Regions from separate parts of the Mus musculus genome. Here region 2 is linked to region 1. Evidence: chromatin loops called from intact Hi-C (ENCODE). Cell type or tissue: left cerebral cortex. All regions are shown on one strand. Each heading gives the region's core, and the rest is flanking DNA. Links, peaks and the distances in the headings are about the cores only.

The links. A loop is a pair of places that touch in the nucleus more often than their neighbours do. Peaks named below come from ENCODE experiments on the same cell type or tissue, not always from the same donor. Only the 100,000 strongest peaks of a DNase experiment are listed, where the experiment ranks them.
Region 2: it touches region 1 in a loop (2.6-fold over the local background); 10 of 42 quality-filtered maps call a loop at or near these places.

The regions. Positions count from the first base shown.
Region 1 is chr14:63,062,515-63,070,118 of GRCm38, forward strand. No RefSeq gene overlaps it. Among named protein-coding and RNA genes, the nearest start is that of Gm35908, 4.5 kb to the right of the region's middle. RefSeq lists an enhancer at 1-552. In left cerebral cortex, for the core only: a CTCF peak has its summit at 4,318 (motif pointing right); a DNase peak (open chromatin) is centred at 4,311; H3K4me3 peaks cover 307 bases.
Region 2 is chr14:63,353,852-63,361,455 of GRCm38, forward strand. It overlaps Gm36165 (a long non-coding RNA gene), which reads left to right and starts at 4,821. Exons shown (of 4, transcript XR_874703.1): 1 at 4,821-4,994. Gm46458 (predicted gene, 46458) reads right to left here. Exons shown (of 2, transcript NR_168493.1): 2 at 6,152-7,029. It also overlaps Gm4151. In left cerebral cortex, for the core only: a CTCF peak has its summit at 4,317 (motif pointing right); a DNase peak (open chromatin) is centred at 4,316.

The DNA.
Region 1 (7,604 bases), core at 3,296-5,795:
CTCTCTCTCTCTCTCTCTCTTGTCCCTTTCATCCCATGACTTCTGACCATATGGATGTATGTCTGGGTCACTGTATAACTTGATACGGACTGTGAGCATATGAATACCTGTGTGATGTATTATAGAGAAGATGGAAAACAGGAAGGTGGGGTGGGGGTATGGGGCGGGGGGTATGGGGTGGGGGGTATGGGGTAGGGGGTATGGGGTGGGCACATGCCTGATCCCCTGCTTCTTGACCACACTAAAGGAAGAAAACAACAATCAGAGGGGGAAACTTTTAAAAGAGCCAACAAGTCCTGCTTGAGATGATGGCAAATTAGATTAATTTATTCATTGGTCATAAAAAGAAATGTGTGTGTTAGCCTAGTCATTTTGGAAAGCCAACTCTAGATACTTAAATGTCAGGAAGCTGAATGTTCCTTCCCTTCAGGGGAAAGTCATCCTTCCCTGCTTACACAAGAGAAAAACCTTTGTGTGGACATGAGAAGTTTCTTACAGAATTATTCATAGCAGCAAGAGTTACAAATAAGCTAAATGTCGATTGACAGAGTGATTAAGTATACTAAAGTATAATAAACCAGGTCTGTCGGTCACTGCGTATCAGTCAGAAACAGAAAACATCTTTATACACAAAGAAAGATTCCACAATTTATATGGATTATACATATCGTTTAATCTTCTTTCTGCTACTATGATAAACACTTGAACCAAAAGCAATGCAAGGGAAGAAAAAAAATTATTTAGTTTATACTTCCAGGCTTTGGTTCATCATTGGAGAAAGTTAGGGCAGGATTTAGGCAGGAACTTGAAGCAGAAACAATGTAGAAAAGCTGCTTTCTGCCTTATGGGGCTTATGTTTCACTTTCTTCTGTAGCCCAGAGCCTAAGGAATGGTGCCGCTCACAGTGGGCTGGACTCTCCCAAGTCAACTAATGCAATTCCCCATAGCATGCCACAGGCCAGTGCAATCTAATCTACGAATTCTCTCAATTGAGACTCCCTACTCAGATGACTCGAGACTGTGTCTACTTGGTAATTAAAGGCCAGGTGGTGGCAGCACTTGGGAGGCAGAGGCAGGAGGGTTTCTGAGTTCGAGGCCAGCTTGGTCTACAAAATGAGTCCAGGACAGCCAGGGCTATACAGAGAAACCCTGTCTCGAAAAACAAAAACAAACAAACAAAAAACCAAAAATGCTGACTATGACACCTCATAAGGCCCCCAAAGTGACAGGTGGCCTTTTTGCATAGGGTACATGATCTGAGATGTTCTACAATGGAAGGAAATGTCTCTATATTATAATTCACTAATTTTAAATCTAATGATCTAAACACAATTAGGATTTTCTTTCTTTTTTTTTAAAGGTTTATTTACTTATTATATATAAGTACACTGTCTTCAGACACAGCAGAAGAGGGCATCAGATCTCATTACAGAGTGGTGTGAGCCACCATGTGGTTGCTGGGATTTGAACTCAGGACCTCTGAAAGAGCAGTCAGTGCTCTTAACCACTGAGCCATCTCACCAGCCCTAGGACTTTCTTTTTAAACGATCTTGTTTTCCGTGGCAAATGTATATCAGAGGTTAAAAAGGAAGCAAGTATGGAAAATAAGCTGGTGAAGGCTCTGAGTCACGTGATACCTGCCCTTGCTAGCGCACATGGAAGAAGGGTTTACTGAAAAGTAGCACTACTAATCCAGAAAAGAGCTTAGTTAGAGCTAACCTTTTTATTTTTATTTTTATTTTTATTTTTATTTTTATTTATTTTTCTTCACCTCGCTCACCTGAGGCAGGGGCTCTCATTGAGCCTGAAGCTAGGCCTGTGGCCAGTGAGCTCCAACCATCCTCTCTTCTCTTTGTGAGGCAAAGTAGCATAGTTTTATGTCTATGTGACATCTGTCTGTGAGTTCATCCCTGGGTGGATTACATGGAAGGTATTTGTCGCATTTAGAGCCCTAGCAAAGCCTCCCTCACCAGCAGGTGTTTTTCGTTTTTGGTTTTGGTTTTGGTTTTTCCCAAGAAAGCTCCCTCCATTGAGTAGTCTATCTTTCAAGGGTCCTAATTTAAAAGGGCTGCTGGCTCCAGCTATCACTGACAGGCTGCAGAACTCATCACCCCACCACACACACAAACTGTGAGATGCAAAACCCAGGCACCTGGTCACCAGGATCTATGTCCTGGTCCGCAGGCTCTGCTTCCTGATCCACAACCACCTGCCCAGCCTGAGCTCCAGCCACCAAAACAAACTGAATACTGTCTGTCAATTCCCTTTCCATACCTGGTACCCCAGGATTCTGTTCTTGCTTTGAAGTAAGCAACTGAAGACATTAAAGAGCAAAACAAAAACAACAAACAAAAACCTCAAAACAATCACTTTGAAATCTGTAGCATATTTTATTTTTAAAATCTATGGAGACAACCTAAATAAAACACACATACAATGTAAATAAAAGAACAGGGTGTGCCTGGAGTATTTTTTTTAAAACTATATTATGAACGTGTGTGGGACAAGTGTGACCAAGAACAGACCTGGAACAAGAATGAGGGGAAGAGGCATCCAAACCATGAAAATCCCACTTTGAGATCAAAATCTTATCTGGGCAGGAGTAAGGATTCCCCTACACTATTCTTGGCCTGCTTGCCCCAGGGCACATAGTTCCATGACCCCCGACCCCCACCTCTATCTTTCTTGAGGAAGCCACATAGACTCTTGGGCACCTTACAGACTTAAGCACCTGGAATCCCTCTTCATGCAAATAAAGCATTCCCATCTCCTGAGCCCCAGTAATGTACACTCTCCTGCCTACTCCCCAAGATTTATATAGCCCTTGCTACTCCTGAATAAAACTGCTGTTTCACAAAATATAGTCTAAGAGAGCTGCTTCAGCCACACACATGCCCACCTCCCCACCTTCCCCACCCCAACCCACCACCAGCCCCACAGTGCTTACTGTGTACTGACCAAGATCCTGCCAACCCTCGCCCACAAACCTGTACCAGAATTGTCAGAGCCTGCGAGCCCAGTGCCCAGTGCTGATGACTCTGACCTGAGGACTCACAGCGGGAGAGTGAGGTGTGTGACCATGTCTACAACCTGAACCTTGACCTGTAAACATCTTAGCAACCTCCTTCTGCCTCTCTGTGGGTTCTTCTTTGCGGAGTCCAGATTCCATGCTGCTGACATTCTGATGGTTCCTGCTGACTGTTCCCGGAGGAAAGCAGGGTGGTTTGCAACAAAAGATCACATCTGTTACACAGGTCTTCATATTGTCACTCTGCTGAAGAGTTACATTGTTCTCTAGGCCATACATGAGCCTGACTGCTACTCAGTTACCCGGATCCACTCCAGGAGACCTGTGAATGGCAACAGCCACCAGGGAGCTCTTCTGTTATAAACCCAACTCCTGCAGGAGCCCAGACAACCCATTTTACATTTTTGTGACGCTGTTGGTCTTTAAGATCTATGTTTTATTCTATATGGATATGTGAATACCTGTGTGTATGTATATGTTTCACACGTGTGCCTGATGTCTCAGGAGGTCAGAAGAGGGTCTCTGATCCCCTGGAACTGGAGTTGCTGACAGCTGTGAGCTTTCTTGCGTGTACTGGGACCTGAACCAAGGTCTTCTGCAAAAGCAGCAAGTGGTTTTTAACTGCTGAGTCATCGCTCCAACCTATGACTTTGTTGTTATCTATTACCCTTATATGGATGTAGGTATACAACACATGATGAATTGAAATCTCCTATAGCATAATAAAGACTGCTATACTATATAATTATTACCATGGTAGGCTATATTAAACACAAAGAACAGTACATAAAACCAATTCCCAATATGAGCACCCATAAGTTTTGTTTGTTTGTTTGATTGGTTGGTTGGTGTTTGTTTGTTTGTATGTTTTCTGAGGTAGGGTTTCTCTGTGTGGCCATGACTGTCCTGGAACTCACTCTGAAGACCAGGCTGGCCTCAAACTCACAGAGATCCACCTGCCTCTACCTCTCAGATGCTCGGATTAAAGGGGTGAGCCACTACACCTGGCTGCACCTGTAACTTTTAGTGAACGTTAGCATTTTGCCACACTGGCTTCAGATACCTTAAGAGGAAAAAAGAGCAAATCATTTCAGCTACAGCGTAAATCTTTGTCGATGCCTCTATTCTAACCTAGCCAGGTAAGCCTGCCACCTGGAGGCTGTTTTCATCATTTACAGTCATGTTGTGAGCTATTTCTGAGCATATACTTATAAATAGACAGCTGCACGTTTAACCTAAGACTGCATTTGAACGCTACAGACACCCATGCAATGCCTGAAAATTCCAGCAGATGGCACTAGAGCCTCGATCAGCGAGGCATTTTTTTATTTAAACAAAACAAAACAAAATAAAGATTTAGCTGTGTTGTGCAGATGAAAACACCTTCTAGCGAAACGGAAAAGGGGCTTCAGTCTTCTGCTTCGGAAACGATAACACCTGGAATCGTTTCTTCCAATTCTTGCCCTAGGCAGAAGGCTCCAGAGGACAAGGACACCAGCAGAGGTGTGGGACTTCTGGGCTGCCATTCAAGCTGCTCAAGTGACCTATGCGTGAATTAGAGGCCCTTCTCCAAGGACAGGTGGCTCAGGGACAAATCATCACTGCATACTGTACCTCTGACTCCTGTCACGTGATTGTGGCTCCCTACCGACTGACATGAGCAGAAAAGCTGGAGCTATTTCTGAAGGTCTTCAGTTTGGAATCCACAACCTGCCGTCTTGATGTACAGATAGACTCACAGCCCAGAGCTTTGGAGCGTCATCCCCTTGGGCACACACAGATTTAGCTGTTATTAAAGGAGTGTGTTGTAAGGTGAGGCATTAGGTGACTCTCGGAGTCAGAGAGCATAGACACCAGAAACCTCTCAGAGCTGTGCCGACGTGACCAAGTTTGGCTTCTTCTGACGATTATCTCTGGCCTCTAAATTCATGGCAGCCAGGACACAGGCATCCACTCCTAACCTTACCCATGAAAATAGCTAACAGATACAGTAAAATTGAGGAAATTGAACAGGGTAGGGAAGGAAGGGCTCACAACCTGATGACCCCTCAGGGCTTCTGGTGACCATACCCCCAGTCCTGGTGTCTGGGCTCGACAAGGGATATGGACCCACAAACAGATCCTGGGGTTCCTGGAGACCTCGGGTTCCCAACAGCTTAGAGACACGGCCACCCTGCACCCCCTCCTCTCCTGGCCCCTCCCTGACCTGCCCTTTCTCTGGCCTCCGGGCCTGAGAAGGCCTAGAGAGGCCGTGGGAGTTTGGCTACCATTATCTGGCCCTTATCACCACTAAGTTCAGGCTGACACGGAGCCCTCTCAGTTCAATGACGAGGGGCCCGCCCGAGGTCATGCCTGTCTCCAGAGAGCCGGGGCCCTATCTCAGCGACCTACGGAAACCTTGGCGAGAGCTCAAACTTTCTGACGACAGAGAGGGACCCTGCCCTATCACTGCCCAGACACCCACCCCCACGGCGTCTGGCATGAGCCTGGTGAAGGCTCCACCATTCTTCACTGAAATAGCAACACTGATAACTACAGCAGACAGAAGTACATTGACGAATCTCCATTCAGAAAAGCACTTCTCCCTCCTCCCTCTGCCTTGGTGCTGTCCTCCTGGGATGGACACGACCATACAGGCAGAGTCTGTCCTGACATAGCAACACGAAGATGTTGTGTCCATAGCCCTCGCAGAACCCAGGCTAAAGCACCAGGAAGAAAAAATGCCTTTGATGGCAACCCCCGTGCACCAAGACTTCTGCTGAAAGGATCTTGCCTGGATTGGTGCTGCAAACAATTTGTGGGGTACGCTGGGAAGAGCCCTTGTATATGTACCCCAGCACCCAAAACAGCTTCCCCTTGAAGCAGTTTCATCTCTTTGGGTACAAAGTTATCTTTCCTGTGTCAGGACCATTCTACTGGAAAAGTTACTTATTGAAATTATTTTTCAATTTGAAACCAAGATGAAAACACTTTCCTTCAAAGAGAATTCTGCTTGCTTAATGCCTCTACAGAACCACCTTCAATCCAATTCAAAGCTAAATGCTCCCTGGACTACCCAGACTATGTGATTTCCACCCCTAGGAAACTGGCATACATCTGGTTTAACCTGACTGTAGGGATGACCTGACTGTAGGGATATAGCCCTTCAGGATTCCTGCGCAGTGTGGGGACATTTTTCTATTCTGTTTTTTGGTTGATTTGGGCTCGGGTTTATTTCTGTCTCCCATTCTCTGTGAGGCTCTCAAAACGAAATCCAATTGGCTAGGCATGACAAATGTCCTCCAGGCAAAAGTGGCTTCTAGATTCTATTAATATCTTTAGGGACCTGTTGAGACCTGGGTTCAGTCCTGATTTGGTTCATATTTATAATGACTGTTATCAAATACTTGAGAGAATGTTCTTGGTTTAAAATTTGTTCTCCCAACACGGTGACTGTTAGAGAAGGGGAGGGGGTCTCTGAAGACTCGACAAGGGAGGGGTGTCCTTATGAGTCGTTGTGTGTGAGGAGGGGGTTCCTTTGGGGGATGATGGAATGTGGCTCAGCTCCCATTTGGCTTTGGTAGAGTGGCTTTCCTGTGCTTGCCATGTAGCCCTCAAATCTTATCTTGTCAAAGCCATCAAGGGACAGTCTGACAGCAAGACCAAAGTCAGATTCCTGTGGTCTAATCACAGAAGTGACATCCCTCTTGTGGCAGTTACTAAATTAACCAGAAGCTAGCTACCAAGGGAATTCATGGGGTGGGGAATACCAGACAGCTGGGACCCCCAGAGACCCCCAAAACTGCTGGCATGTCCATCCTGGATGTCAACCTAGACTTGGAAGTGTTCTATGGGACACCTCCTCTCTGCCTAGAAGACACTTCATTTCAAAGCCTGTGCAAGAGTCTTGACTATCTTGCTCAATCGTTGATTTACCTTCAGCAAATCGTTTCCCTGAACCTTCGTATTCTGGCCTTTAAACTGGAATAATAAACCATGCCCCAACCCCGCAAAATGTTCACGCACATCACACACAGCCTTACACTATACAGTGTTGAAATATTTATAGATTGCTTGGCAAAATCCTAGTTTTTCCAGCCTCTGGATGTGCCTTGACCATCCTGAGTCTTAATCCTGCCTGAGGGTCTCCTTGAGCTCCACACTCTCCAGTAGCCTGGTACCTATGGAAGCCAGAAAGGGGCACTGAATTTCCTTAAACTGGGATTACAGACAGCTGTGAGCCATCACGTGAGTGCAGAGACTTGAACTCAAGCGTCTGGAAGAGCAGCCAGTGCTCTTAACTCTGAGCCACATGGAGTTGCTGGAGTCTCAGGTAAAGGTCTTATGACCCTCCTCCACAGGTTGAATCAGGAGGGTCTCTTGTGAGTAACCACAGCTCCTCTGATTAAGATAGTAATAGCTGATGTGCTGATGTGCTCGAAGCACAGCGTTCCACAACAGTGATGCAGCCACAACATCACAGAGGAGTCAGACTAGCATTCACAGAGAGATCCAGCAGCAGACAGTGGTGACAGCCACCAACGCCATCATCACCTTTTCCAGTCGCCCTCTGACTTTGGTGAAGGTGTTTCAAAAG
Region 2 (7,604 bases), core at 2,755-5,254, 290 kb after region 1:
CTGTCTCCCTGGTGCTTAGCCATCTAAGGCCCCAGGAAGGCACAAGAACACTCATGAGGCCAAGGTAGTTGGGAGTATTTTGCAGACACCTGTTTTGTGACACCCCCTGCACAGTGCTAATACCCCTGGGACATCACCCACTCCATCTGCACAGTAAGGATGGGAAGTACTTGACGGCCACACCTTCATTATGTAGGAAAACCACCCAAGGCTTAGAATGCACCATTGACTGCAGGTAGCTAAGCTGGGTTAGGGAGCACTGATATCTAGCCTCTGAGCCTAACAGATCCTGTGAATGCCTGGAAAAGGGAGCTGAGGCCTAGAGGGGAGAGGAAGCCCAAGGTTATGCAGCCAGGCAGGCTTGCTTCTTCTGACCTCAGACACAGGCACGTTTTCCTCTGCCCCCTGGGATTAGCAGGCCAAGTGAAGGTAAGGTCACTTATTGTGCTAGTGGTTCACTGTTCCACAGGGTGGTGTCCAGGGTTGGTACGCACTTGGCTTGGGAACGGCACCACCAGTCTCTGGCCTGAAGTACACAGCAGCTGTGCTAGGAGCACTACTGGGACTCTAAGCTGGGAGGAGCTGGCCGCTCATGCCATCCGTTGGTGACCCATTAGAAAAGGAGGCTAATTTCATGGACAGGGAACAGGCTGTTCCAAGGATTCAGGTGGTCCCAAGTCAGTGGTCTAGAGTGGATGCCAACTGGACAAGCTATGACTCGGTGCAGGTTGGTTGCTCTCAGCTCCTCATCTCTCTACCTGGGAGATGAAAATGATAATGGATGCTTGGTGAGACTGCTCAGATAATGAGCAGAGGGTGTCAGTCATCCAGCCTTGTACCTGGAACATGGTGGATGCTCTAAACAACTGTTCCTGTTGTTGTAGCCTGCAGGCATGATGGGTGCAGGACATGGCCAAGGCAGGAGCTGCACAGCTCTAAGAGAGCTGGTGCCTCTGGCTCTGAACAAGCCCTTGGGCTGGTACCCTTGCCTCGTGTGCACCTGTCATCCCTACATGTTCCCTCAGGGACAAAGGCAGTGAGCGTGTAGGCAAGTGGTACCATTTGCTAAGCCTCCTCTCCTTGTTTTCAACCTGGAACTAGTATAGATATCTTTTCCCTAGAGTCTCAAAGTTCATGTGAGGCCACAGGTACGAGGGATGGACACATGGACACATGGACACAGAGCATGCTTCACATGTGTACTAATTTCTGCCTCCATCAATCACAACACTAGCGTCACTACCGCAGGCCATGTCTGAGTGTGGTGCAGCACCCAGACCTGAAGAGCAGGGAGTGCAGTGGTTGGCCATTGTTGAGCATCCATCCATGCTTTAAGCAGGCAAGGAGTGTACAATCTGCTGATTGTGCTGGGTTTCTGAGAGCCCACTGTCTAAACTGTGTCCCTGCCCTGTGCAGGGAGGGCCACCACCATCTCCGTGCATGGCTAACTGATGGATCCCTGAGCTCTTCTTAGCCCCATCATTCCAGGACCCATAACTGGGCCTGCACTGAACTGTGTATTTCCGTGGGAAGTGGGTGCTTGCCTGGCTCACAGTGGTGCCCAGGAGGTCAGCCTAGGAAGCTATGTTAGTAGTTGGTCAACTAGAAGTCTACTGCAGTAGCTCAGACCCAAGAAGCTGGGGACCTGTGAGCCCCAAGTTCTATCAGAAAGAGAAGCATTCAGCATGAAGCTGTGTGTTAGAGAGGAACTTTCACACCTGTTGAACCTACCTGGAGGCCACATACAAAACTCAGCACAGGAAACCAAAGGAGGCCGTGTGTGTGTGTGTGTGTGTGTGTGTGTGTGTGTGTGTGTGTGTAGTGGTCTGTTCTGTTTGCTTTCAGTTGTTGTTGATTTGAGACACAGTTTCAAGTAGCCCAGGCTTACCTTGAACTCAGGATGTAGCCAAGGATGACTTTGAACTCGCAACCTTCCTGCCTCAGTGCTGGGATTACAGGCTTGTACCCCAATGACAGCCTTGGATCTACTGTTGAGGACCCACCTGGCTTAGTTTTAAGGAAATTTCTGTTTGCTTCTTTCAACTTAAGCACATGCCTAGAAGAGGGAAGAATTTCCTTCCTCCTAGTTATTCAGCCATTCACGGGGCCAACGGTGTGCCTGGCATGTAGCAGACAGTTATGAAAATACCAATGAACTCAATGAAGTAATTATAGCCTCACAGAGGGCAGGGCACATAAACGGGGGAGTAATCGGACTGGGTTTTGAAGGATCGGCAGGAGTCCATTGGGGGCATGATAAAAGCAAAGGGCTGTGTTTAGACTTCCATTTAGATCTTAAATGAACGTCTTGTTGATGATAGTGGAGACCTTTAAATCGGCTAAATGCAGAGGTGGAAGTTCTGCTTCCTAGGGAAGTTAGGACAGATGCCTTGAGGTGGGGGTACCAGGCACGAGATTGACGAACACGAGTCACAGACCATCCACATCTCTTATTTCTACCTGCTGGCCTCCGCTCTAGACAGTCCTCCCCTGAGATGGGCCTCTTCCTGCAGAAGGGTCTCCCTGATGGACGAATTCCCACTGGAGATGGCCTACCTGAGAGATGGGCTTGCATGTGACTGTCTCCTGCCTCTTTCCTGGGCAGGCATGGGGGATGGTCATCCTTGCTGTGATTATACCACCTTTTGTTAGAACTCTAAAGCCCAAGGCCAGAGCTTAAAATAAGCTCCAAGGATTTCTACCGTAAAAACAAAACAAAACAAAACAAACAAACAAAAAAACCCAGTTTTTTTGGGCTATGGAGATGGCTTAGGCTGTAAAGTGCTCATCATGCAGGTATGAAGACCTGAGTTTGAATCCACAACCTATTTTTTTTAAAGCCAGGTGCAATGAGGCAGACAGGCATATCCCTGGTCCACTCTACCAAATCAGTGATCCGGTAAGCTGTGGATTTAGCGACATATCCTGTTTCAAAAAGTAAGATGGAAGATGACTGAGGAAGACATCAACCTCTGACCCCAAACTAATGGTCTCTCTCTCTCTCTCTCTCTCTCTCTCTCTCTCTCTCTCTCTCACACACACACACACACACACACACACACACACATACACACACACACACACAGTCTAAAAGATTTTGAGCCAGTGGTCTTATTTTTCTCCCCATCTCCTCTGCCTCTTCCTTGTTCTCCATTGTAGAGCAAGGCTCCCAGAACACTAGTGGTCTGGTGGGGAGGTAGAGGAACAGCCATGCGTCACGTCATCACCAACTTTGGAAGGTTCGCAGGCCTGGAGGAGGGAAGGTGTTCCCAGCCCATTTCCCTGGAAGGGAAGGTCTAAATGCAGAGTGGAGGGGGAGAAGGCAGAGGAGGCAAGATAAGCTTCAGTCATTTGTCATTTTAATTGGCTCAAATGCTCTGAGGAGAGCTGGGCCCTATCCTGGCTCTGTTCTGGATAGAGTCCAGGCTCAGACTGTCTCGGGCTGTGATGCCCACGAAGGGCACTGAGGAGGATAGGGTCAGGGCTAGGATGGGAGGCACATGAGTGGTCAGAGGCAGGCTGGCTGCCCCGGCATCTCAGTAATTTAAGGCAGCAATGTAGCAACTGAAATAGACATGTTGTAAAGAATTCCTGGCATCTGAAGGGCCTTCCTAGTTCTCCTAACTCTTTCTGCAGCTAAGGAAGACCCTGCCAACCAGCCAGGCTGAGCAAACTCTGGGTACAGCAGGGATAGATGGTGGCTAAAACTTAGATCCCTCTTCTAGACAATGATCAGGGACAGAAAGTGACTCCAGACAGGGACAGTTCTTACATTTACCCATTGTGTGTATGTGACCTTGTGTCCCTGGGAATAAAGACAGGACAGGCTCTCCTTCCCAAACTACAGGTGAGAGTATCACAGCCCCAGGAAGGATGTTTAATGCTGTCAAGGACCATGACCTGGCAGCTGACACATGCCAATCTGCGCTCTATGGTAGTAGCTGGCCCCACAGAACTGGTAGCCACAAAGAGGACTTCCAGATTAGGTAGGGGCTGTGATAACCAATGTTGACTCTGTATGTGACTTCTAGGGACAATGGGGTCTATGCAAGTCCCCACTCAGAAGCTGTTGAATGAAAGAAAGGATATTACAAACATAACGGTATAGGATGGGGCCCCTTAGCAGGTTTGATCCAGAGAGTGAGCTATGAGGACAGGGGAGGGTGATCCCAGTGGGGACTGAAGTGTTTTAGACAGCGAAAAAGTAGGAAAAGCTAGGCTTCAGTAGGCACTTGTGACAAGGTTCCTTAATGGGCCTCTTGACACTTAAAGCAAAGCAAGGCATTTGGGCACTGGCCTTCACAGGATCATTACAGCATATGTCCACCAGGTGGCAGTAGTGTGGGAAGTGCATCTTTCTAATCCATAGGAAAGCTCTCTGAGAGTTAGTGTTGGCCTGGGTAAAGTGAGTGGAATAGAAAAAAAAAAATCCTCTCACCATTTGACAGGAATAGAGCAAGACCTTTCATGGACCACATAAGAACCATGGACACGAGTTGTGCTTGTTCTGCTTAGCCAAGGGCCAGGAGGAAAGCCCAGCATCCTATCAGTATTTTGGGCAAACAGGTATGAGCCCAACACAGAAAGAACTCAAAGCAGCCAACAAGTCAAAGATGGAAGTGAGACACCCATTAGCAGACACATTCAGGAGGGGACAGGTAAGGATATCCTAGTGATACTGAAAGTATGGAAATGTAAGGGGGGACGGAGGAGGAAGGTAGGAAGGGGAGGGAGAGGTAGGAGGGGGAGGGAGAGGGAGAGGAGGAGGGCGAGGGGGAGGGGGAGAGGGATGGGGAGGGGGAGGGGGAGAGAATGGCTTTGCAGGACCACTTCCAGTTTCATAGAAAGCTGTTGTACGAAAGAGAAATCCTGCTGGAAGCTGAGCTCATGGAGGAAGAAAGCAGACCATTGGGATGTGTCCTGTCACCACACACCTGTCCCAGTGACACACATGGTGTGAGCCTGTCAGCCAATGGAGGGAGCTGAACAGACAGGTCAGTGCTGCGAGATCAGAACCGCTGCTTTGCTTGCTCTCCCGACCAATCATGGGACCTTTGTCTGCCGCACTGATGCCATTTGATCATTTGAGTGTCCACTCAAAGTATCCCTATCCACAAACACTCACTCCTGCCAATCTCATGTTTGGACTTCAGTGAGGACAGTAATCCTGTTTTTCTTTTTTGGTCCTTCAAAAGATGCAGTAAGATGGAAGAGACCAGACAGGTTTGCAATAGTATGGAAAACTTTCCTAAGCCAGCTATGACTCCACAGGCCCTAGAAATACCTGCCCCCGACAAGCCCCCAACTCCAAAACCCCTGACAGTAACCATACGTGACCCCATGTTGGGCAGGGAGACCTTGGCAAGTGTCAACCACAGTTGAGTGTAATCTTTGAGGAGGGAAGGCGGTACCAGAGGGACGAGCCTCTTCATCTACATCCCACAGATATAAACACCAACAAGGAGTAATGACAGGGAGATCCCTTGAAGCCAGCCTCCTGACTAACTTTTCCATGAAGAGTCCCCTGGAGCTCTGGCCCTAATGGCCTGGGATGGCAGCTCATTACTCTTATCTTCTGCAGGCCAAAGCACCTCTGCAAAGACATTCCTGGTGCCTCATCCTGAATGCCTCAGTAGTCCTCTCATTTATGTGTGTAGACAAGAAGATCAAAGCCCCTGGGGATGCATGAAGGATGTCAGGGTTGGGCTCTCCATCCATTAGAGTTGACAAATGCCTTGTTCAGCTGATGGGTCGCAGATAGCCACCCTGCCAGAGGAGAAAGCTGTGAGGAGGGAGGTGGAGGTGGTGGCCAGGAGGCTACAGAGACAGGAGAGGGATTGGAGTGGCAGGGTGGAGAAAGGACAAGAGTTAGAGCCCCCCCACACACACATAGCCACTGGTCCATCCTCACACCTCCACCCATCCAGCACACTTCTCTCAGATGTCAAGCTCAGAAGAGATGACTTAGACTGAACCTACAGTCTCAGGGGTGGCGTCACCTGGAACAGCAGCCTTCTTCCCTGTGAACAGTGTGGTGTCTCCAAACCCCATAACTGTAGTCTCAAGGTCATGTGCTCACAGTGAATGCTATATTATCATATAGCATTATGACATTATACACATTATGCCATTATACATACACACTTATGACTGAAATAGAGCAAAATATTTAATAAAAGATTTCCCTTCCCCAGTTGCTTGTTTCTTGAGGAGAAATAGTTTTACTCAAGAAAGAGTAGAAAAAAGTCATAAAGACCTCCATTTATGATAAATGGTCCCTGATACCTACAAAGACGGTCCTATAGAAACTAGTGACATTTATTTTTTTTAAAGTATACTGGCCTTGACACTATTCATAGTGGTGCTGGCATGATGAGGCCCACTGCCAGGTGAATGGATAAAGGAGTGGAACTCAAATACACAGGAAGGCTCTGCAGTCATAGAAACATGGAAGCCTGACATTAGCTGCAACACGATGAGAAATCGAGGGCTTTATGTTTAGTGAAATTAGCCAGGCAGAGAAACAGAATCCACATCCTGTCACTCACTCTCACGTGGAATCTAAAATCCGTTCATCTTATAGTAGTCAGAGTAGAGCAGAGGTCATAGAAGGCTGTGCCCAGATCAGGGCCTGAACTTGCCTCTGGCTAGGCAAGGGCTCTACCCCTGAGCTACCTCCCCAGTTTTCTTGCTGTTCTTGTTTCATTGACCAAGTTGTCCAGTTGGCTTTGAACAATCTGAATAAAACAAGAAAGCCTTGAGCTGTCAGTTCTTCTGCCCCAGGCTTCTGAGTAGCTGGGACTGGAGATCTACACCAAGCCTGGTTTGTTTGTCTGTGAAAATCAGGGTTTCTCTGCGTAGCTCTGGCTGTCCTGAAACTTGCTCTGTAGTCCAGGCTGGCCTCAAACTCAGAGATCTGCCTGCCTCTGCCTCCTGCGTGCCGGGATTAAAGGGATGCGCCACCACTGTCCAGCTAGAGGGACCAGTCTTCATCAGAACACAGTCACAGAGGGCCTCCTGAGTTTGTACCTAGAGGAAAGAAGTTGCATAAACTCTTTTTGAGTTTTTTGTTTGTTTGTTTGTTTGTTTGTTTGTTTTTTTTCAGGTTAGGAACTTACCTTAGCTTTGTTTACATTTTATTTTATTATGACAAAATACATTCAGTATCAGAGTGACCATCTTAACGGTTTTAAAGAGGACCCCCAGTGACATGAGCACATTCCTTAGGTCTAACCATTTACTCCTAGATCTATTCCACTTCCCAAATGGAGGCTTGGGACTCTGTAGATGCTCACCCTGCATCTCTCACATCCCCACACCATCAGCCCCACCATTCCACTTTCTGTGTCTATGCATGTCACTGCCCTTGAAATGGTGGGCCCCAGGACACTGGGAAGAGGGTAGAGTTGAGTGCAGGCCACTCAGCAGAGAGAGAGAGTGAGAATGTCTGAATGCTATTAGTGTGGGCTATGCTTCTCCAAGGTGCCATCCCCATTTCCCCTCACAACTAGTCTCAGATGGCCCTGGGCGGGGTACTTTGCCTTCTATGAGTCTGGAGACACCCCCAGTGAGTCTGGTTCCAGGAAAAACTGGGGGTCACTGAC